3 separate regions of the Mus musculus genome follow, and all the other regions are linked to region 2. The links are chromatin loops, found by intact Hi-C in ENCODE. Cell type or tissue: heart. All regions are shown on one strand. Region 1 overlaps Gm30149 (a long non-coding RNA gene). Region 2 holds the start of Chd2 (chromodomain helicase DNA binding protein 2). Region 3 overlaps Fam174b (family with sequence similarity 174, member B).

Region 1 (8,000 bases), 58 kb before region 2:
AGGGGTGGCTTGGCTCCCAACAAAGGGTCAATTGATTCTCAGGGTGGGAGCTGTTGAAGGTCTGGTTTCCCACAGTCTGGTCTCCTACAGGTACCTAAGGGAGACAGAAAAGGCACTGGAACCCTGGATCTGTAGCTGGGGTTGTGGGTGGTTTCGAGCTGCCCTGTGCGCGCTGGAACTGAGCCAGGGTCCTCTGCAAGAAAAGCAAGTGCTCTGAACCACCAACTCCTTCCTCTCTCTGGACCTGTCTTTCTTTCCTTCTTTTTAAAAATGACTTATTTATTTTTATTTTACGCTCATTGGTGTGTTTGCCTGTATATATGTCCTTGGGAGGGTGTAGGATCCCTTAGAACTGGAGTTACAGACAGTTGTTGTAAGCTCCCGTGTGCGTGCTGGGTATTGAGTTTGAGTCTTCTGGAGATATATAGTCAGTGCTCTTAACTGCTGAGCCACCTCTCCAGCCTTCCATCTTTCCTTTGATAAGCGACTTTATAGGGTAGCTGTCGAGGTGCCTCAGATGGAATTACACAGATAAAGTCAAACCAGAAGCTAGTAGAGTGGCTGGAAGGCCTTAGAACATGTCCTGTCCTTATAACAGTTTTTCTCGTGAGATCTGTAGAACAAATAGGTTTATGGTTGGGCAGGGAGAAGGGGCTAAGAAGTTGCTAACTTTTCTGGAATTCTTGCTTTTCTGCTGGCAAGTGGCTTCAACTAGATACCTTGATAAGGATTCCTGTCCCCTGATCAATCATGTTACCTTCACTTTCCCAGTATATTTCTTTCCTTTCTTCTTCTTCTTCTTCTTCTTCTCCTTCTTCTTCTTCTTCTTCTTCTTCTTCTTCTTCTTCTTCTTCTTCTTCTTCTTTTTTTGAGACAGGTTTTCTCTGTATAGCCCTGGCTGTCCTGGAACTCACTTTGTAGACCAGGCTGGCCTTGAAATCCACCTGCTTCTGCCTCCCAAGTGCTGGGATTAAAGGCATGTACCACCATAGCCAGGATTTTCTTTCTTTCTTTCTTTCTCTTTCCTTTCCTTTCCTTTCCTTTCCTTTCCTTTCCTTTCCTTTCCTTTTCTTTCTTCTTCTTTTTTGTTTTTGTTTTGTTTTGTTTTGTTTTGTTTTGTTTTGTTTTGTTTTGCTTTGCTTTGTTTTTTGAGACAGGGTTTCTCTTTATAGCCCTGGCTGTCCTGGAACTCACTGTGTAGGCCAGGCTGGCTTTGAAATCAGAGATCCCCCTGCCTCTGCCTCTCAAGTGCTGGTTTTGAAGGTGTTTGTCACCACACTGGATCTCCCTTGGGCAATCTTAGTGGCTTCCAATTTTTGCTTTTTTGGATCATAATCTCCTCTAAGACATCTTTGGGACCACCCTATATTCTCAGAGTGAGGGGAGGGGAAGAAAGAGAAGGAAAAAGAACAGTTTCTTGGCAAACTTTTGAAATGTAACCTAAGAGCCACCAAAATGATACATAAGGCTGGGACAATAAGCCATCACTCTCTCCTGGGTAGCATACACCCAGTACATGTTTCTTCCTGGGCACTTGTCTTTTTGAACACTTCAAGCCTATGTTGAAAAACATTTAATATAATTTCCAACCCTGCTTCAAGCCAGTTATGTCTGAAATTTTTTTCTGGTATAGGAATCCTGGCTTGGCCTGAGTTGAAGTCTCTAAAAGATTAGAAGTTCTCAGGCTGCTGAGGGTGACAATTCGGCACTGTCCCCTCATTTAGGATATACTGACCAGGAAATGGAAATAAGGCACCTCTATGAACTTTAGCAGCTGCCTCAGAAATTTAATTTTAGTATGCGTGGGACCATCTTCCTCAGCTATATGTGGTAGGGCTGTGTTCATCCTGTTTGGCTCGACACAGACCTCTGATAGATTAACCACCTTGCTTGGTTATTGTAAGTGGGGCACAGTGTAACCACTGAACTGGATCACTCTCAGGCAGGTTATTGTAAATGTGAATCTCCCATGTGGCCATCTCTCCAGGCAATAGAGACTAGCCATAGACATTTTAGAGAGTCGAAAGCTGCCAAGGCTCTCCGTTAGGGGTTGGAGGGTGGGCAGGATTTGCTGTTTTTAAAGAGAAAGGTGTGTAGGGAGGGCTTGGAATCTGGAGCAAGCAGAAGTTTATGGTAGAGGGGAGGAGAAAGTGTACAGGTCAAAAGAGCCTGGTGGCTTTCATATCCATCGCAGGTGTACGCTATTAGTGTTGATATGGCCCTAAGGAGCCTGGAGGTCCTGTGTTGCTTTCGTGCCTATTACATGTATATGCTAATGGAGAACCATTTGCATGGAAGCCTTCAGGGAGAGATAAGAAGCATTTAACTCTTCCTGACAGATGGAAACGTGTTTCACAGGTTCCTGAGGAATGCTGAATGGAGGCGCTTCTATCCCTTCCAGCAATCCTTCTGTTTACCCTGTCAGAATTCAGCCTGAGATGAGCCCAGTGCCATTCTGGGACACAGTCAGTGGCACTGCCATTTTGGATAGTTTGGGGGTTCCCTTTGGACCTAACAGTTGTGTCGTTGCTACAAACACCACAAACCTGTTACTAGTTGATGAGGCTCTTTTCACACAGATTTCCTGTCTGTAATATAAAAAGGCTCAGAGAACCACTCCTACATCTGGTTAGATGTGAGACACCTGGGTATTTAAACTGGCACCGTTTCTGCAGGCATGCTGCAATAATAGTGCCCTGCCTACAAAAACAAGTAGAACCTTCATTAAGTTTCCAGAAAAGGTGAAGCAAATATTTTGATACCTGCCTTTAAGGATTCTGGCAAGCAAAGGAAAACACCCACATTGCTGAATGATAGCATGGATCTGAAAGACATAATCTCTTTTATTTCGATTCTTTCTGATTCAGACCCAAAATGAGTCCCCATTCACAGGATAGAGTAGACATGTCACAGGAAACTAGCCAAGGCGGGACAAATCTCCTGTTACTGTGGGAATAAAGTGGCTGCAGCAGCTCACTCACACGGTAACAATGGCATCTCCTGGGATTTTATTGGGCTCCATACTTAATCTCCCTGCCCTATGTCCACCCTTTCTTTTCCAGTCTCTTCTGTCTTTGGTTTTTATTAAGAGTCAGAGTGTTTTGGAATTCATTCGAGGTTGTTACTTCATGAAGAGAGTGCCTGGTGGCATCCTGGTCTTAGGGTTTGACTTAGAATCTACCACCCAGATCTACACAGGACTCGTCCTGTCTTCCTTCCCTTTCTCCCCGTTCCTCCTCTTCCTTCCCCTGTCCTTCCTCCCCTCCTTCTTCCCTTCTCCTCCTCTTACTCCTCCTTCTCTCTTCTCATTTGTTTTCTTCTTGTCCTTTGAGGCTGGCCTGGACTTCCCTTTGTAGCAGAGGCTGACCTTAGCCTGAATCCTCCTGCTCCTACTTCACACATGCTAAGACTGCAGTCATGCCCTAGGTCCTTCCTGTAAGAGGTGCTGGGGGAATCCCACCCAGGGCTTCTTGTGTACTAAGAAAGCACTCTCCTAATTGAACCTCATCCCCACCACCCTGAATTTATTTCTCTTTTCCATTTGAATATTTTTCATCTGTTTGCTGTGTTACCAGTATTGAGGTAGAATCCAGTCTTGTAAATATTAGGCAAGTGCTCTACCCCTGAGCTGCATGCCCTGTCCCCTCCTTCTCTTCTTCCTCCTCTTCTCCCTCCTCTTCCTCATTTTATTTTTAAACACTGAAAATGCAGATAAATAGAATGAGGCCAAATAAGAAGATTTGAGAATGTACACATTACTCTGCTCTGTAGAGGCAGTATCTCTGCAGAGTCTACAGAAAGATAGCAAAATGTCTTCAAAGTTGTGCCAGAAACCTTTGGAGCTGAGGTGTGCTTAGCCAGGCGAAGATACTCCATTCCCTGAGCTCCTGCGTCTCTCTTGTCCCAAATAGCATGAAACTAGGCCGGAGCAAGGAAGGTTGGCTTTGGAGGTTAGTGACAACATGCTCCGTCAAAACCAGGAACGCAGAGCCTCCGAGATGGACGGGCAGGAGTAGGTCCCTGCAGACAGGCTGGACCATCTGGTTTCTATTTCTGAAACTCACAAGGTAGACGGAGAAACTTGACTTCCAAAAGCTGTCCTCTGATCTCTATAAGGACACCGTGGGGCACACACACACACACACACACACACACACACACACAAATCAAAGAAATGGAGATGAAGAAAATCCATATTTGGTACAGATCTTATATTTAGACATAGCAAATTTATTGGCCAACTTGTTTATTTATACGAATTGTAGGTAATGTCACTAAAATCCACTATGCTTGCTTCCTTTTCTATAATCACATCCCAGCCATCAACTAAGGGAACACTGGCTTCTGGCCCTTTTCATTTGTAGACAGTAGATTTAAACCTTTGTACCCTACTGTTCAACTCAAAGGGAGCAAATAACCTTGGCTACAGTTGCCGCGGAAGAAAGACTCTACCTCTTTGCTTTTATACTAAGCTTTAGAAAACGTTATGTAGAAAGGAGGAACACCCCCCCCCCTTTTGCCTGGGTTACAGACACCATAACGCAGAGTTGGGCCGGCTCTGCGGAAACAATGAGTCACTGATGCCGAGGCCCAGGTGGCGTACGAATGAGCTCTGCAGCCACTTTAACCCCTGCAGGCCCCTACTCGGCAGAGCCGCAGTGCGCACGCAGCCTGGGCTTCCAGCCTGCAGACGTCCTGGTCAGAGCAGGAGGAGCCCTGTAAGCAGGCGGTACGTCCGCATGCCCTCCCAGGGGGCTCCGAGCTATTAGTCTTCCGATTGGCTCAAGAGAGGAGTGAAGAAATGAAAACACCGCCCAAGATATATTTAGTTGAGCGCAGCTGGGGAAACGCTTAAGCCCCTAGTGTTTTTGTGTCCATGGTAGGGAATATTGGGGAGACTTAGGCCATTTCCCGCCCCCTCCCCGCCCCCCAATCCCAGTAGATTTTCTTCCTCTTATTCTGGAAGTGCAGAAATTTCTGATGTGTTGATTAAGGAAATAGTAATTTTCCTGCAGAACTGGCAAATGAAATAACCGCTCAAAGCACTAATCTTTGTGGGAGACCCAGTGAAGAAATTATTTTTTTTCTTAACTCACTAGTAATTTTTCTTTCTTGCAATTAATCCTCTTTAGGTTCAAGATGGAAATCGAGTATTTTCGAACGTATTTACTTGAACTAATTTATGTAGTTAGAAGCATAATTAAGTTTTATCAGCTGATAGAGTCCCTTGTCACTTGAGCCGACTGGCGTTTTCCGCTAATTGAAAGGCTTATTTCTGCGCTGTTGAGCGCAGCTTTTTTGACAGATGACTCCCTAGAGGTTAACGGCTTAGGCTGATGTCGGCCACCCTGCAGAAGGGTTTTCCAGGCAGCTAGCACATGCTGTCTCTGGAGATACTATGATTAAGATGTAAAGCAGGAACTTCTAGAATCTCAACTTCTAGAATCTCGTTGTTTGGGTCATACTAGTAAACTAGGGTTAGACCAGTAATGGATCTCCAGAAAAACAAAAGAATGCTCAAATTTTTACAGAGATTGGTTTTCAAGAAATTGTCCAAGAAATGCAAAACTGTGGGGGTAAACTAACACGCTGGAGACCGGGGGTGGGGGGGGTGGGGGGGTGGGGGGGTGGGCGGGGAGTCAAGTTCAGATCAGAAGGCCACAGCTGAATTTCAAAACTTCCCTCTTCCCTGGGGTTCAGGGTCTGTGCGGGGAATGAGAAAAAATTCTTTGACAATTTGGATGAGACCCACCCACATTATAGAGAGCAATCTGCTGTATTCAAAGTTAGCCCCCCACCCCACCCCCCAGGTGCAGTGAACTTTATAGATGATATTTAAGAGAGGCTCCTTAAAGTAGTCCCCTACTTCCAGCAGCGGCGGGGTGGGGGTGGGGTAGTCTGAGATGAAAATTGTGTGGGGAAATTGTGTGAGGGGTTGAGTTAGGGACAACAGCAGCTGGGGTCCTCTCTTCTTCTCTAAGGTGGGTAGGGCTGGGGTGGGGTGGTCCAAGGTTTTCTTACTCTTGGAGACCATTGTAGGCCTATATTTTGTATCTTTTTATTTTACTTTTCAGTGTGTGTGTGTGTGTGCGCGCGCGCGCGCGCCTGTGGTTTGTATTTGGGTGTGTATATGTATGTATATGCGTTTGTGTCTGTATGTATGAATGTTGTGTGTCTGTATGAATGTTGTGTTTCTGCGCATGTGCATGCAGGTCATATGCGCTGTCCTCTCACCTTATGGATTCTCGGGGTTAAACAGTCGATAGGCTTTTTGACAAGATTGAAGAAAATTAGTTTTATTTTTCTGTGACAGGGTGTCTATGCAGCTCTGGCTGACCTGGACCACTCTGTAGACAAAGCTGGCGTCAAACTCACAATGATACGCCTTGCTTCCAAGGCACAAGATTAAGGTCGTGTGCTGTCAGAACCAGCGCCGCCCCCCCCCCCAGCCCCCAATGTTGTTTTTCTTTTTTTTCTTCTTTCTTTCTTTTTCCTTTTTCTTTTCTTTTCTCTTCTCTTCTCTTCTTTTCTTTTTTTGATTTTTCGAGACAGGGTTTCTCTGTGTAGCCCTGGCTGTCCTGGAACTCACTTTGTAGACCAGGCTGGCCTCGAACTCAGAAATCTGCCTGCCTCTGCCTCCCAAGTGCTGGGATTAAAGGCGTGTGGCACCGCTGCCCGCCTCTTTTTTTTTTTTTTTTCTTGTCTCTTTTTTTTTCTTGTCTTTTTTTTTTTTTTTTTAAAGACGTTTATTGTATTGTGATGTCCCAGCACTCAGGACAGACACAAACAGAGCAGAAGGATTTCAGAGTTCGAGGCCAGCCTGGTTTACACAGAGTGAGTTCCAGGACAGCCAAGGCTACACCGAGAAACCCTGTTTGGAAAACAAAACAAACCAAAACCAAAACCAAAAAAATGAAGTTCATCACTTTCATTGACTTTTTTTTTTTTTTTTTAAGCTCCAGGGGTTTGTCATTTTCTGTTGCTGTGCTTTTCTTGGTCTCCTAGCTCCTTCTCGTTTCACTCTCTCCATTGTCCCCTTTGGGCTCAGCCGACTTCAGCCCCACCTCATGCTATAAGCACGTGCTCCTGTACACTTCCCTCTAGTTGCATTTTATTTTATTTTATTTTATTTTATTTTATTTTATTTTATTTTATTTTATTTTATTTTCAGAGCTGGGAAGTGGCTCAGCACTGGCTGCTTTCCCAGAAGGCCCTGGTTCAATTCCCAGCAACCACATAGCAACTCACAACCATCTGTAACCCCATTTCCAGCTGATTCCGGCATTGTTTCTGGCCTCTGTGTGCACTGCACACACATGATACACAGACACACATGCAGGCAAAGCACACACATATTATATCTGTGTTTCTATATACACATATATGGGTAATATATGTAAGTGTAATATATATATATATCATATTTCCCCTTCCCCAACTCCCCAAATAACCTCCCCACACAAAAAAAGAATTAATAATAAAATAGGAATTATTTCTCAGCTTAGGAGCCTTCCTATCTACCACGGTTCATAGTTCTAACTCCTAAAACTACCTTTTCTTTGCTTTTAATAGAGAGCGTATGCCTCACTTTCTTTGGTTTAAAATAAACTGTAATTGCCATAATAAAACATCATGACCAAGGCATCTTGTAAAAGGAAGCATTTAATTAGGGCCTAATGGTTCTAGAGAGCTAGAGTCTATGTCCGGAATGGCAGGGAGCACTGCAGGAAACAGGCAGGCATGGTAGTAGTAGCAGAGGCCTTACATCCGACCCAGAAACAGCGAAATGGGAAGGGCATGGGCTTTTGAAAGCTCAAAGCCTACCCGAAGTGCCATATCTCCTCTAATAAGGCCATGCCTCCTAATCCTTTCCAAGTAATTCCACCAACTAAGAGCAGAGCATTCAAACATATGAGCCTATTGGGCTATTGGGCGGGTGGTGGTGGTGGTGGTGGTGGTGGTGGAGGGAGCTGTCCTTCATATTCAGACCACCACAGATT
Region 2 (8,000 bases):
TTTTACCCATGGTGGGGTGTTAATTATTTTAAAGATTAGTTCTTAAACTGAGCTTTAGAGTCTCTTGAAATTATCTTTATTTCAAAATGGCTTGATAAAACTCCACTTCCTGTCCAGGGAGGAAGTTATTTTAGCTCAAGGACTGAAATATTTAGCAGATCTTTAGACAAAAGGAACAAATTACATTTCTCTCTGGCTTAAAAAGGGTGCTTGAGCCAGAGGGGGTTAAGAAGCCCTTCCCCCTCCCTCTGATGGAGTGGTCTGGAGGGGCAGGGAGGTGTGGAGTTGGGGGTCTTCTGGCTCTCTTGGATGGAGAATCTGGTTCTTTTTCTTTCTTTCTTTCTTTTTTTTTTTTTTTTGGTGGAGATGAAGGGGTGGGTCTATGGTACATCACCTGAGTTGTGGGGTAAATGTAGAGAGTGTCAATCAAAGGCAGAGCTCTCAGAGCTGGGAAGGAGGCTCTAGATGGCGGCTGTGCCTTAGAGAGAGCGCGCTTTGCTCCCTGCTTCGGTTCACTTTACGCAACTTTCCCTAACTTTCGGGCAGCCTCAGGGGGCCCCCGCAGCCCCCTGCCTCTTCTAGTGACTTACTGGGGTCGATCCGAACCTTTTTTTGGGAGAAAAGCTGCTTTTAGGAGCTTTCTTTTCGTGCCTTGTTGGAAGAAGCTGCCGTATTGAGAGCCCAGGTCGTTGTTTTTTCCAGCTTAGAAGCCATGGCGCACCTCCATTTTTGTGCGCTCTCCTAATGAGGTTTTTTTTTCCCCTTCCGGACCTGTTTTAGTATTAATTATTGCTTTATTTTTTGACAAGTCAACATATTTGAGGATTATTTCATTTACTTTTTGTTTTTTAACGGAGAATTTTGCGTTTTTAAAAATTATTTTGGATCGGATATTTTTCTACTACTAGATAGGACTCTTGCTTTGGACCTACTACATGGATCAGGTAAGTCCATGATAATCAGTGATAATTTTAAAAAAATTAATGTTGAACTTGGCTTTATTTACTGTAAATATGAGAAATTCCTGGATGACGCAATAAGATAGAGAGATTGTTATTTGTATCCAGTGTGTTACTTTTGAGAAACTTTCCTTATTGATAGTGATGCTTCTGTCGTTCAGTTTATCCCCCTCTCATTTTAAAACGGAAAAATAGAAATATTTTGTTTTTCTGGTGTTTATCGTTGTTGCATTACATGAATATCGCTAACATCGTCAGGACTTTGTTCCTGATAATAAAACCATCCGCAGAAGCTGGGACCTCACCTTTCTTTCAACTTTTGACAGTAAATACCTGGGCACAGGACTTCAAAGCAAACACAGATTCCCCCTCCCCCTTAATATTTAAGAATTAAAAGATGATGAGAAATAAGGACAAAAGCCAAGAGGAGGACAGTTCGCTACACAGCAATGCATCGAGGTATGAGCTATCAACTTTCTTTCTTTCTTTCTTTTTTTTTTTTTTTCGGGAAACCTCAGCTTACACTTGTTTACTTTGACAGACATGGATTGCTGTCTGTATTTCAAGAATTTTCTAACTTGGGTTGGTTTTTAAAGCGTGACCTTGAGATTGCTAACATGCCACACCCTGATTTTTTGGTATCAATTTATGAAAGTTGAGTTGTGACTTAAGGCCTCTTACAGCATTCAGAAGGTAATGTACTTTTCTCCGGAGGGGCCTTTCCTAGAAACTGTAGTTTTTCTGTCAGTAAATTTTCAGGTTTTAGGTTTTCATGCTGCAGAAAAATGACCTTGTCTGTTTAGCCATTGCTGCATTGCACCATTTTACATACAAGGCAAATTTTTTTCTTTGAAGAATCTGGGATATTCAAACTTGTAACCGAGGGCCATAGAGCAGCCTGGTAGTAGTAAATTATAGTAAATAGACATTTGAGAAAGTTATATGAATGAAAAAATGTACATTTAAAAACACAATCACAAATAGGACCCCTTGACTGATGCCTTTCAGTTTATATTTTTGATTGTTTCTTTTGATACACGTGACAATTAAAATTTTTTTTATGACTTATCAAAACCTTAATAAATAGTTCCTGAGATCATTAAATCTGTAACCACAAAAATTTTGGAATGCTATTAATACTTAAGCTTTGTGTTTGTTACTATGGCAATGTAATTGTATTTTTTATGCTTAAAATATTACAAGGTTTATGTTTGTGTATATTAAGACAGTTCTTTCTGGTTGATAATAATTGTATTTTATTTTATCCTTATGTTTTAGTTGGTGCTGCTTTAAATGTATCCATTTATTTTGACAGTGTCCTGTAATGCTTTCTCTTCTGAAGCTTTTTAATGTGCTGTTTGTTTAAATCATGATTTCTCCTTCATTCTTTGAAGTAGCTTATCAGTGGCTGAAGTAATAAAGCATATAAGATATTTTTTGTTGTATGACTGTATCTTTATGTTAATTTAAAAATGTGAATGCATTTCTGGATGTGTTCTTAAGAATTGTCATGTCATAGTTTTAAAATCATGCAGCTAACAAGAATGTGATTGGTATATGATCCAATTTTGATTTTACTTTATAATTTTACATAAAATTCTTGTTTAAATTAGCTTTTAAATTTTGAAGTGTGGAATATAGTTTTTTACAAATTGATGAGTTTACTCTTTACTAAAAATATTTTGAGCCTTGCGTTAAAAAATACATTTCCAAATTTCTATACAAATTGAGTAGTTACAATTTTGGATCTCTTTTAAGTTGCTTTTGTCATTACTGGGTCAAGGACAGAAAGCTTCTAATGCAAGACGAATTCTCTGGAAAGCCACAGTGTGAAGGCATAGGAAGCTTCAATGCATTTGACAGTCAGGAAAGACCCAGAGTTAGACTTGTTACCCCCTTGAGTATATGATTTGCATATTCTCACCAGGGTTTTGGCTTTCTTATGCAAGGTTTTTTGTTTCATTGATCAGACTGCTCTAACTCTTGAAGTGATGTCTTTGAATAAACTTAGTATTATTTGGGTAATAACTTGGGCATTGTGATGCATTTAATTCCTTTAGTCAAAACAAGAAGCAGGTTTTTACTGTTTTTGCCAAGTATACTTTAAATCATATATTTGATGAATGTCCAGAATACTCCAGACTTGTTGAAGATGGAGTTACTTTTAAATTACTGTTACTCTTAAGTTATATACATTATTAATGCATGTATACAGTTATGACATCACTTCCTTTAAAGATTGTAAAGTTTAAAGAATGTTTGTGTTTTGTGTGATGATATTTCTCCGGAGTTGAAATTTATGTTGCCCTTGTGTAGCTAGGTGTTCCTGTGTCATCCAGTAGGTTGACACTGTAGAGAATTAATTTTTGAAAAAATAGTGTTTAGGGAACACAACTAAAACCACCACCTTTGCAGCCTGATACTGCAGGGATTGAAAGGAATTGCTTTCAGATCAAATACACTTGAGAGACTGCGATCAGCAAAAGTTTTAAGTTTTCCTGTTTTTGAAACAAGCACTATACTTTTAAAATAGTGATTATGTGTATTGCATTTTTTAAAGTTAATGCAGAAGTCTAATGTGCTTTGTATATCACGATTTTTGGAGATAAGTTTTTACTTTTTAAGAATGCAATTTTAAACAGTTCATATTTGTAAATTTTTAAATACAGTAGTCTTAGTGATGGACATAAAAAGTATGCCAAACACTTAAGTTATATCCAGGAACGGAAGGAAACCAGGGGGGAAGGAATGCACATGTTCTAGCACATGGCATTTCTAAATTGAAAATTAAATATCTATCTAAAAATTGTCTTGCCTTTGAGCCATATTTTGGTATCCAGAGGTGTGGGTAAATCTTAACGTTTTTCGCTAGCCTTGTAAGGCAGGGATGATTAGAAAAGGCATGAGCAGTGTTTGTGTACTGGGACAGGCAGTTTTAAGTGGCAGCCATTTTATGACGCTGATAATAATACTTTTAAAAAATCGAATTTTTAAGAACGCTGAAAACAAACCTAATATCAGAACATCCTTTTCCCCACGTTCCCATAAGTACTCTGATGATGAAATAAAAGGCAGCTCGGTAGTTGGCGCAGGCAGCAGTTCTCGGAGGCCCTGGCATCTTGGTGCAAGTCCAGCTCAGTCACAAAATGGCTGTTCCTTTGTGCCGCAGCGCTGACAGACATACTGCATTGCACTGTGTACTCGCCAAACAGCAGGAAGTTGCTGTGCGGAGTTCAAAGGCCGGCCGGCGCTTGCGGCGAGTGCTGATTGGCTGTGTGAGCGCCTGGTAACAGCAGGGTCAACGGTGGCGCCGTCGGGCTGGTCCCGCCCCTTGACGTCAGACGGAGTGGGCGGGAGAACGCGGTGACGCGTGGCCTCGTGCGTCGGTCTGCTGCTTCCTCTATGGGCTCGGCTAGCGCCGGGGGCGGGGCAGAGGAAGGGAATTTTGGTCGGGACTTTCCGGTGGGCGGCTTCTTTCCGGACCGATTTGGATCCTTGCTGTCTTTAGGCCTGGCGTGTTGTGGTCCACACCACACCCTAGTGTGTTCCCGAGCCCGTCCTTGGAATGTTTATCCTCTTTTGGAGAAAAGACACAGTAATCGTAAATCTCCAAGTAGTAGTACGCTAGGTCTTTTTATTTACAGTTTCGCCTTAAAAAAAATTTTTTTTTAATGTTCCGGTGCGTTTTCTCCCGTTTAGTCCCTCGTTCTGTGTAAGGAGATTAGTGAGTTTCATTTTGTTCCCATTGGTTGAAAGCAGTTCAGTGTGAGTGTAATGTTTTTAATTCAATGGCCTTAACGGGTGTTTAAGCTCTGTCATACATGGCTCATAAACCAAGGGAAGAACATTTGAGCTTGTCCCCGTGCATTTTCACTTGGTATCAAACATTTTCTCAATTGACATTTGAGGAAGAAAAACTCAGGTCAGTATCTCTAGTGGTTTGTAAGAATCGCAGTGGGGTAGTTAAAGAAATGTTCTAGGGACGTTTACTTATATTATAACTACAAGTATCAGTGCATTAGGCAATACAAAACTGTTCAGTGTCCGCAAACTACTAAAGTGTTAGGGGCACTGGCTAAGACTCAACCTTAATTGGTAGTAGAAATTACTTGGTAAGGTCTTGAAATGCCTTGGCTGTAGTCTCCCTTTAGTTCATTTCTGGTAAACTTCTGTGTGGCTGCTCATTTCCTGCCTTGTTTGGGGTCCCTTGTAAGAATTTATTTTTAAAAATAGTTTACCAACTATGGCTCCAAATTAACTCATGAATAATGAATTTGACCTCGAAGAAAAAGCAGTGTTAGTACATCTCTTTGTTTACTTAAATATTCTTCATTCCAGTATAGTTTAGAACTATTAAACTATTCCTTAGGAGACACCATTAGCAATTCAGTAGATTATACTTTAAATATGGGCAACAGAGTGTGGTGGCATGTACCTTTCACGCAGTAAGTGGCAGAGGGAGGCAGACCTGTGAGTTCAAAGCCAGTCTGTCTGGTCTGCAAACAGCTCCAGGACAACCAGGGCTATACAGTGAAGACAGTTTTAAAAATGGTATGGGCTTCAATGTACCTAGAAATGTTTTTATGGGTGTTTATGAAAGGACCAATTCCCTGTAATGGATTTTATAGATTTTCCTTAATCTTGGTTGTTTAGGCGAAATTCTTAGTAAATTAGGGATTTTAAGATTGTTACGCAAAAGAACTACGCAGAAAAATTTATTCATGGCTATTGTGCACAAAATGCTTAATGTCCTTAGAGATCTATGTTTTGTAAAGTGATTCTGTATTTCCTGGTTTCAATACATTTTAAAGGGATTACTAAATAACAGCAACAAAAATAAAAGTATGTTGACACTAGAAGGAAGGTAGTAATTCCATCTTGCATTTTGGTGTATTAGAATTAAATTATATTAGTATTAGGTTTTAGTGTTTGCTTGTAGCCAACATTGCATTGTGTTTATGAGAGAGAATAAACAGCTTTATGGAAGATATCTTCAGCCTAGGTACTGCACTGAACAGGTTTGTGTGTATTATCATCACTGGTCTGCTGATTTAGGAGCTGATTCCAAGTGGAGCCAGTGAATGTAGCAAAATATTACTTTAGGTCTGCCCTTTGACCCTTTTTTTTTTTTTTAACACCCTGCGTAAATACGTCAGGATATGCCAAGAAATGTGTGTGTGATTTGACTAATAAAATTTGGACTTTGGTGAGCTTTGGTGACACTTGACTTTAGTTCCAGCTTCTCAGGAGGCAAAGGTAGGCAGATATCTGAGTTTGAGGACAGCCTGGTCTACCGAGGGAGTTCCAGGACATTGAAAAGCCCTGTCTTGAAGAACCAAAACAAGTCCCGGCAAAACAAAACAAAACCCTTGTACTTTGTAATGTTTTTTTGGGCTCTATTATAGATTAAGTCAGTGGGGGTTGGGAGAGGTGGCTAACTTGATAGTCTGTATGAAGCCCCTGGGTTTGAGTCCTAATTTCCCACACTGGCTGTGACATACCTGAAATGTTTGTATCTGGTTGGGATGTGGATCCTGGAGAATAAGAAGTTCAAGGCCATCCTCAGCTGTGTAGAGTTTCAGACTGGGCCTCCATACCTGAGATTCCAAACTCAGATACAAAGGTGCAGTTAATAGAGGTTTGCAAACAATATTTGATATGTTTTGCAAGCTAATTGTTTGAGGACTAAATGTATAATTTTATTTGAACTGTGCATACTTTACTGCGGTGTTCAGCCCAGCTGTCTAACTTGGCACCACATAGTTACTAAGATCACCTGAGGTCCACATTCATACCATCTCAAAATTTGGCAGCTACTACTGAAGATCTTTAGTGCTTTAGCTTTGCCTGACTACTTTAGAGCTCCTTTCTTGAGTTGTAAAGCTTTCTTGAGGAGCATTACTTGAACAAAGAAACTGTTTAAACACTTGCCCTACACCCAAGTTAGAGTTACTTTTGCATACCAATAGAAACCACTTGTAGCTTGCTTATCTTCAGTGATTGTCACGCTGCTGTGTATTACCTCATCCTTTCCAGCATGATCAGGCAGTCTCTCCAATGGTACCAACTATTACTTGTTTTGGAACTTTAAAGACATTATTAAGGGGAAAAAGAAAAGCCAGACTAAAACTATTTGACCCAAGCATCAAATGCCCTGAGGCTGCTTTCCTTTTTAAAATCAGCAGTTTAGCACTGTGGTTACCTTTGTTTATGTGCATGCTGTGACCTCTGATCCCTAATCCTTAGTTGATTAGGTGACACTGGGCCAGGCACTTCTGCAAAGCTATGCTGGAAATATTTGAGCTCAAATTATGACATGAGGATTAGGCCTTTCTGAAATACATAACCAGCATGGAAGAAAGGTGGCGTTGATGCTGTGTTTTCTGAAGCAGTTTGAACACTTCATTTCTGGGCTTGCTTAAGGATGGATCACCTTGGTTTGATGTTTCAGATGTATGTCTTCCTGGCTAGCTATTATATATATATATGTTTAAGATTTATTTATTTATTTATTTATTTATTTATTATATGTAAGTACACTGTAGCTGAATTCAGACACACCAGAAGAAGGCATCAGATCTCATTACGGGTGGTTGTGAGCCACCATGTGGTTGCTGGGATTTGAACTTTGGACCTTCGGAAGAGCAGTTGGGTGCTCTTACCCACTGAGCCATCTCACCAGCCCGCTATTATATTTTTAAAAAGGTTGTGGATTCTCTTGTAGTTTGGGGAAAGTAGGCTCCACTGCTGTTTGTTTTTAAAAATGTATCCTTTCTAAGTGTAATAGTGTTTGGCTGTATACATGTATACATGTATGTATGTATGTATGTATGTATACTATGTGATTGTGCCTGGGGCCCTGGAGGCCAGGAGAGGGCATTATCCCCTGGGACTGGAGTTACTCAAAATTGTGAGCTGCCATGTGGATGCTAAGAACTACAAACCATCCTCTGCAAGAGTAGCAAGTGCTCTCCTAGGCTTAGCCATCTTTCCCTTCCTGCCCCTTTAAGGAGCTGGGTAAAGGTTAGGCTTATTAGTTTT
Region 3 (8,000 bases), 210 kb before region 2:
TCTGATAAAACACTGATCAAAAGCAACTTACAGAGGACTAGACTGACTTGACTTTCTGTCCTGATCACAGTCCCTTGCTGAGGCTGGTCAGGGCACATGCCCAGGCAAGGGCCTAGGCAGGAACCAAGAGAAATGCTGTTTACTGACTTTCTCTCTATGACTAACACAGCTTGCTTAGTTCTACAACTTGGGACCACCTTCCCAGGGATAGCACCCCTCCCCCAGAAGGGGCTGGATCCTCTCACATCAATCATTAATTTAAAAAAAAATGTCCTATAGGCTTGGTCATAAGCCAATCTAATGGAGGCAATTCCTCAATTGAGGTCCCTTCTCCCCAGGTGACTCTAGCTTATGTCAACTGAACATAAACTACCAGCACAGTATGTTTGAGTGGATGGGTGATATATACATGGGTGTGTTACAGTGCATGCACCCATGCGCATGTGCAGAGTGTAGAAGAGGCCTCTCATTGTCCACCTAATTCCTCAAGACAGGGTCTCTCACTAAACCTGAAACGAGGCTTGCAGCCAACAAGCCCAAACATCCTCCTGTCTCCTCTCCTCGACCCTCACACACAGTGCACAGCACTGGAGTTGTATGTTCAATTGACCACACTTGGCTTTTTACACAGGTGCTGAGGGTTCAAATTCAGGTCCTCATGCTTTAGCAGCAAATGCTCTTACCCACTGAGCCATCTGCCCCAGTCCCTAGGCAAAAGGTCTTAACATTTCTCTAAAGCTAACACGCAAGTGACCGATCAGTGCATCCAAGGAAGGTCACACCATTACCAATCGATGCAATGCAAACTGAACTGCAATAAGCTACTTTATGCTCCCTACAGTCACACTGGTTCTCAACCGTGGGTCGCAACCCCCAAAGGAGGTCATATATGAGATATGAGTAGATATTATATTACAATCCATAACAGTAGTAAATCACAGTTATGAAGTACAAGTGAAATAATTTTATGGTTGAGGGTCACCACAACGTGATGAACTGTATTAAAGGGTCACAACATTAGGAAGGTTGAGACCCACTGCTCTAGGACAGACAGTAGCTAACGTTGGCAAGGATATGAAGAATCTAGGACCCTCATATGCGTCTAGTGAGTCACAGAATAGTATGATGGCTTGCTAAACAGTCATCAGCTTTTTTAAAAGTTAAGCACAGAAGTTAGCAAACAGCCAGGCAGGCTACTCTTAGTGCTGGAACCAAAGCCAAGTCAACCCCACATCCATGCAAACACTTACATGCAAATGTTCAATGCAGCACTGATCATAACAGCCAAAGAGCAGAAATGACTCAAATCTTTACCAACTGAGAAGACAGTTTCCCTGTTACTTTCCTACTGCTGTGATAAGGCACCATAGCCAAAGCAACTTAGAGAAGAAAAAGGTTATTGGGGGCTGACAGCTTCAGAAGGTGAGTCCGTGGCCATCTAGGCAGGAAGCATGGCAGGAGGCAGACAGCCACGGTACTACAACAGTAGCTTGAAAGCTTACATCCTGATACACAAGCAGGAGGCAGAGAGAGAGCTAACTGGGAATGATGTGGACTTCTGAACCCTCAAGGCCTATTGCCATGACACATCTCTGCCAACAAGGTCACACATCCCAATCCTTCCCAAACAGTTCTGTCAACTTGGGACAAGGCATTCAAATGTATGAGCCTATGGGGGCATTCTCATTCAAACACCACATATGGATATAGGAAAGGTGATTGACAAAGCTAGAGAGGCGGCTCAACAGTTAAATACAACTATGACTCTCAAAGAAGACCCAAGTTTGGTTCCCAGCACCCACACCTAGCAGCTTAAAACCCACTGTCACTCCAGCTGTCCGGGGAACACAAATCCTCTGATCTTGACACTCACATGAAAATATCCCTACATAGACACCCACACATACCCATAAATTCTGAACGAAGATCCATCTTGGAAAAATATAGATATACATTAATGAAAACAGGATGCTACTATTTGGTGGGAGGGGTAGAAATGAAGCAGTGTTTCATGCTACAAAACAGATAAACCCTGAGAAAATGCTAAGTAAAACAGCCAACATGTTGTATGATTCCAGCCACATGATACAGAAGTCAATTAGTGGTCACCTAGTGCCAGGGAAAGCCATACGGAGAGTGAGCCATAATGGATATGGGTTTCAGCCTGCAGTGATGACCACGTTCTAAAATTGATCTTTGTGATGGATGTATAACTCTATGAATAACCTACAAAAACGGTGCTGGATGCTCTAAAGAGGTGAACTGTGTAGCATGTGAGATAAGCCTCGGTGGAGATAAGTGTCTATGATTATTACATTAATGTCTCTATATAATCTCTCTGAAAATATTCCCAAGAAACCGACAGCATCTACTGAAGGAGACAGCTGAGGACACATGTGAATTTTGTTTAGTATCTCCTCCTGGTCCTTGTGCATGTTGAACCACATGAATAAACATTGGATTTTGCTGTCATTTTGAGACAGAGGCTCAGGCTGGTCTCCAACTTGCTCTATAGCCAAGGATGACCCTGAATGTCTGCCTCCTGTTTCCATGTCCTGAGGGTTGAGATGACAGGCATGGGCAACCTTGCCCAATGTCATGAACCAATTGTCGAGAATGGTAAGCAAGCACTCTACCAACTGTGCTACATACATCCCCAGACCAAGGTCTGTGCTTTTAAAAGTTCAAAGCAGATCATTAAATTTGAAATGGAGCAGGCTGCCTCCCCTGGAGGCCACCCAGGGGCTGCCTCATCCAAGTGGCTGTGTTCCCCTGACCTGGTGACTTGAGGACTCACAATCAACAATTCAACATCTGTGCACCTCAGCAATCTCATCCATAAGCCCTCACAGCCCTGCTGCCGCTTGAGGCGAAGTATGGTGGCACCTCTGTCACCAGGAACACACAGCAAAGAAAATGAAAACAGAATGTGGGAACTGGAGCGACCAAGAAGGCAGCTGCTGAGCATCGATGGGTGTGCACCCTGAGGGTGAGTCTTGATGCCTGGAGGTTGTGTCCAGGATTCAGAGGACATATCTGATCTTTGACCTCTGAGCTCTGTTCTGCACCTTCTGCTCAACATGAGAGATAACTAAGTTCCCCAGAAAAGCAATTAAACGTAAAGAATGGTAGAACACAACCCAGAACCTTCTTTCCAGTTCTGGCCTCTGTCATATCCTGTGCAGAAGTGCCTGAGTCCAACCTTAGCTGGGATCTCGACAGAAAAGCCAGCGTCACCTGTTCCCAATGCCTCGTTCCCCAGCAACCTGCCATGAGCACGGCCCACTGAGCTCCATCCTGAAGCACCCTGTCAGGTGTCTCCATGAGTCAGTATGATTTGAATCTCACCTTCCTCCACTGCAGATGGGCAACGTCAACTAAATGCAGTCAGGTGGAACATGGGTGTGTCTCATTACCACGGCAATAGCTTTAGGACAACCTCTGGCAACTTGGGCTCTGCCTCAGACACTCTGACTGAGCCTCCCGAGTGCCATGTTGAGAGTCTTCCCTGACCCCACTCCTCACCCAGTCACTGTGCTATCTCTCTTCTTGTTGCTGCCTCAGTGCAGCCGCACTGACCCAGCCCAGTGACTCAAAGCAGCAGGTCAACAACCCAAACACTACAGTGCCCTGTACATACAGGGAAACCTTGAGGTGGAAATGGTGTGATGGAAATGTGGGACAAACATAATGACAAATGGTGAGCATGGGCTGCCTTCAAATCAGAGACAAGAAGAGCGGTGGCAACTGGAGGTGTTGTAAAGGTACTTGCTCAAGTGCCTGTTTATTTGAGTTTGATCTCTGGGACCCACATAATGTAAGGTGATTTACAACTCCCACAAGTTTCCAACACATAACACTTCGGCACATGCTCACATACATGTGCAAACAAACACAACAATAAATAAGTGTAAAAACAGTACACACATTTGTGCATCCACACAACAAACACATAAATGTATAAAATAATAAGAGCAGTGTTGTGCTCAGCCTAAAGGGGGCAGCAGCAGCCAGCTCCTGTCCCTTCCTAGGCTGAGGCCCATGGACACTGTACCACCAAGTATCCTCACCTGAGGGGCCCCCAAAGCTTTATATTAAGTGTCCTCAAATCCCCCAGTTTTCAAAATCAGTACCAGATCAAACTGTCTGTGGTCTAAATTTCCAATTCCCAGGCCTTCGGTTGGCATAGTTTGTCTCAGTTCCTTAGCTGTGGTTTATATGGCCAACAGTGATATTTAATCGTTCTACTAAAAGCCTATGAACCCTGACAGATGTAATGATATTTACTTCAACCAGGATCCCCTCCTTCTCCCAATTCCATGGCAATTCTGCCATGGTCAACAAACCAATCTGCCCTTTGTCTCCACTCCCTTGGGATAGGCAAAAATAATACCAACTATAGATAAACCCCAACACAGGCATCCAGGACAGAAGGCACAGGGAGAGACAACACAATCCAGACAACCCATTAAGAGCTGAACTACAGATCTAGGAGCTATCCGTCCAACTGCCCAATAACCTGTCACCCATAGTCTCAAGGATGTCTCTTGTTCTCCAAGACAAATAGAGCACACCCTGGGTCTGACATGTGGAACGCTGCCACAACCAAGGCTCCTGGTCCTGTTCTGCCAGCTACCAGGTGTGTTTGCAAAGGGCTGAGTCTGTTTTGTTTGTATAGGAGGCTGGGGGCTGGGGAGACAAGCAGAGAGAAAAAGAAAATAACCTATAGAGTTCACTGTGTTTGGAGAACACTGGCAAGTGACAGTTGGTGGCCCACAGGAGGCTGAGAGACTGGAGTCACCATGCTGTAGGATACACAGTGATTGACCCTGTCAGCATCCACACACCATTGCCATGGTCAGAGACGTGACAGTCCTAGCTCTCCAACACTTCAAGAACTCAAGTCCTCTCAGAGGGAGAAACGCCCTGAGTTCCAGGCCCAATGCCCAGCTGCTCACAGGATTCACAACATTCACTTCTATTTCATCCCAAGTCAGAGTTGGGAACCTCAATAAAGCGTCCCTCACTGGAACAGGTAACATAAACTGTTCAGCACAGAACTTTGTACAAAATGAGGTATTCAGAGAGCAAGGCTTATTTCAGTCCAGGTTACAGTCCAGGTTACAATCCATCACTGACTTGGGAAAGGCCAGGCAAGGACCTGAAGCATCTACTCACACCCATGTCAAGAGCAGAGACCGAAGGAATACACTTAAGTCTACAACCCAGCTCACCTTTTCAACCTTGAAATAGCCCAGGACCCACCACAGGCTAGGTTCCCACATCAGCTAATGTAGTCAAGACAACCCCTTACAGACCTGCCGTGAGGCCAATCTGACCTAGACAATGACTCGAGACTCTCTTCCCTGGTGATTCGAAAGTGTGCTGACAGTTAGAACTAACTATTATACTTGCTTTGCCTTTCCAACCCTGGACGAAGCCCTTTCCCTCCTCCACAGCTAAGCCACAATCACCCTCCTCTTCTACAATGCCTTCCCAGGCCACTCTATCTCCAGCCAAAGCCACTTGTGGTTTACGGCTCCCCTGTTGAAATGCGTGGCTTCCTTCCCACCAAATGATCAATGAAGGGGGTAATCCTCCCTTCTACACTGATGTTCCTGGGCCTCTGGGGTGCTCCCTGTTCAGCACAGCACCTGTGTTCACAGAGGCACCCCTGAAACACACTAGGAAGAATGTGCTATCTCTTCAGCCAGACTCTCTCCTAGCTACTGGGCTGAGTGCTTGGGAGACCCACTTGACAAGGCCAAAGTACAGCCTGCCACATTGCTGGAGGCCCAGAAAGGGCCCAGCTGAGCATACAAGCACCTGGGGTTACATCCCTCCCAGCTACGGGGCCTCGGTTTCATCTAGACAATGCAGAAAGGGGAGGAAGGCCAACAGAGCCCTGGATGTGAGAAAAGCTCACACCTGAGAGGTTACAGAGCCCAAGGCTTCCCAGATCTGGGAGAATCCTACCAGAGTTCTCTGTGTCAAGGCTCTCGTCTAAGCCTTGCCTACCCAGAATGGGCTTCCTTCTCCCTGCAGCCCCAGAAAATAAACATGAAGCCTGGATTCCCGGCAGATCGCTCTCAGATTAGGAGACATTATTGGAGCTTTTTATTAAGTGATACCTTAAGAACGCGATTTCAAATGCCTGCTCCTAGAATGTTCCCCTTGCAAATCTTTAGACCCAAGCATGCACCCGAAACTACACACACAACTCGGGAAGCTTCAGCTCAAATCCAGGAGGGTTTCCTTTCTGGTGGGACACACCCACCCCACCCTGCCTCATCCCCCTTAGCCTTATACAAGTCTGGTATCACGAGAACCTACACTGAGCAAGAATATGTGTGTCTGGGAGTCTAGGAACGCCATGTAAGCCAAGGGCTCAGGGTTAAATTAAAGAGGGATTTGTTCTTCCCTTTTCAACTTGCTAGAAAGAACCAGTAGCAGGTGCCCAGGCCTAAAAGGCCTATTCATAAGGGCAGTCACAAGACGCCTCCTTTGCTGGGAGCTGAGTCATCAAAAGGACTGCTTAGAGGTGCATGCCCCCCGCCTGATTATTTTGACCACATGGCTGCCCCACTCACAAGCAGAAACTAAAAGGAAAGGTTGAATAGATACTACCTCTGTCTTCAGAATCATACTTTTTCAATGCCACAGGACACTTGGCTGCTTGAAGGGGAAACAGAGCCCTGTTTGGCACGGTGTTATTCTAAATACCCTGCCAGACCTCAGAAGCATGTACTGTAATTAATAATGGGGAATGGATACCGAGTAGGGTTCAGAAAACTGCCCACAATGCCAACCAGCCGACCAGAAACCAAGTCTGAGAGTTGTTTAGCCCCTGGATGTTTGCGGTCACATGATGGTGATGATTATATATGGTGTGTGTGTGTGTGTGTGTGTGTGTGTGTGTGTGTGTGTGTGTGTGTGTTGGCACTAGTTGTCTTCCTGTTACTCTCCACCTTGGTTTTCAGCACAGGTTCTCGAACTGAGGCTGGAGTTCAACCACCATCAGGGTGGTGGGCCAGTGAGCTTGATGGCTCCTCCCAAAGCACGCCACCCCAGGCCTGGAGCTACTGTTTATATCTAACTTTTCTCCTTGTTGTAAATAATAATAATAGAAAGTTTGAGACATTCAAGGTAAGTAGGAATTGGTATCCCCTTTTTAAACCCTAGGGAAGCAAACAGGGTATGTGACATGTGTGTCACCGTCTCTAGAACAAGGTGGTTGCTTGCCCTCACATCAGCCGGTGTTAAATGGCCTAGACTTCTGTCTTTCCAAGCCCTGGGGAAGCACAGAAACAAATTCTCTCAGATGAGAGGATTTCACAGAGATTTTGAAATAAGAAGGGGCTGAGCACACAGCCAACAGAGATGGGAGAGAAAAAGCGGCACCTGTTCGGTAAAACTGGGAGAGCAGCCAAGCCAGAGTGGGAAGCTGTGGTTTCAAGGTGTAAAGTTTCCCTGGCCTGCAGCCACACCATGAGCGAGGAAAAGTCCGACTCCCAAAGCTCAAAGGGACAGGTCCTGTAAGGGAACCCCTGGCATAGAAGGTCCTGACAACAGCAGTCTCTGTTCTGAGGGTCTCCCCTGACTGCACACAAGGTCAGCAGGATCTCCCAAGGTCAAAACAAGTAGGCAAAATCCTTTCTCTACTTCTACATGTGCTGCTGCTGCTGCTGCTGTTCCTCCTCCTCCTCCTCCTCTTCCTCCTCCTCCTCCTCCCCTCTCTCTCCTACCCTTCCACAATGGCATTAGGAAGCAAAACCAGAAGTGCCCATCCTGCTGGACCTCCAGGACCCTCACATGCACCATTGCTCTCCAGATTTGATCTCTTATATCAGTTTCCTGGATGGCAAAATACTAATACATCAGGCACATAAGGCGGCTCAGTGAATATGGCTCCTGCCACCCATCCCTAGGACCAAGTGATGAAGGGAGAGAACTGATTCCAACAATCTGTCCTCTAACCTAATCTATCTTTCTTTCTTTCT

The links. Peaks named below come from ENCODE experiments on the same cell type or tissue, not always from the same donor. Only the 100,000 strongest peaks of a DNase experiment are listed, where the experiment ranks them.
Region 1: a loop joins it to region 2, with 4 times the contacts of the local background. A loop is called at or near these places in 6 of 42 quality-filtered maps.
Region 3: a loop joins it to region 2, with 2.1 times the contacts of the local background. A loop is called at or near these places in 3 of 42 quality-filtered maps.

Annotation. Positions count from the first base shown.
Region 1 is chr7:73,592,015-73,600,014 of GRCm38, reverse strand. All of the region lies in intron 2 of Gm30149 (a long non-coding RNA gene), which reads left to right. Among named protein-coding and RNA genes, the nearest start is that of Gm39036, 6.7 kb to the left of the region's middle. In heart, a CTCF peak has its summit at 4,650; DNase peaks (open chromatin) are centred at 3,424, 3,994, 4,684 and 5,304; H3K4me3 peaks cover 2,641 bases; H3K27ac peaks cover 4,690 bases.
Region 2 is chr7:73,534,190-73,542,189 of GRCm38, reverse strand. Chd2 (chromodomain helicase DNA binding protein 2) reads left to right here and starts at 444. Exons shown (of 39, transcript NM_001081345.2): 1 at 444-944; 2 at 1,286-1,418. The coding sequence starts at 1,357. Chaserr (CHD2 adjacent suppressive regulatory RNA) reads left to right here. Exons shown (of 5, transcript NR_037569.1): 5 at 1-2,392. In heart, a CTCF peak has its summit at 3,284; DNase peaks (open chromatin) are centred at 479 and 4,309; H3K4me3 peaks cover 5,590 bases; H3K27ac peaks cover 6,910 bases.
Region 3 is chr7:73,745,538-73,753,537 of GRCm38, reverse strand. The region is part of intron 1 of Fam174b (family with sequence similarity 174, member B); the gene reads right to left. Among named protein-coding and RNA genes, the nearest start is that of Fam174b, 9.2 kb to the right of the region's middle. In heart, a CTCF peak has its summit at 3,995 (motif pointing right); no DNase peak of the experiment used is centred here.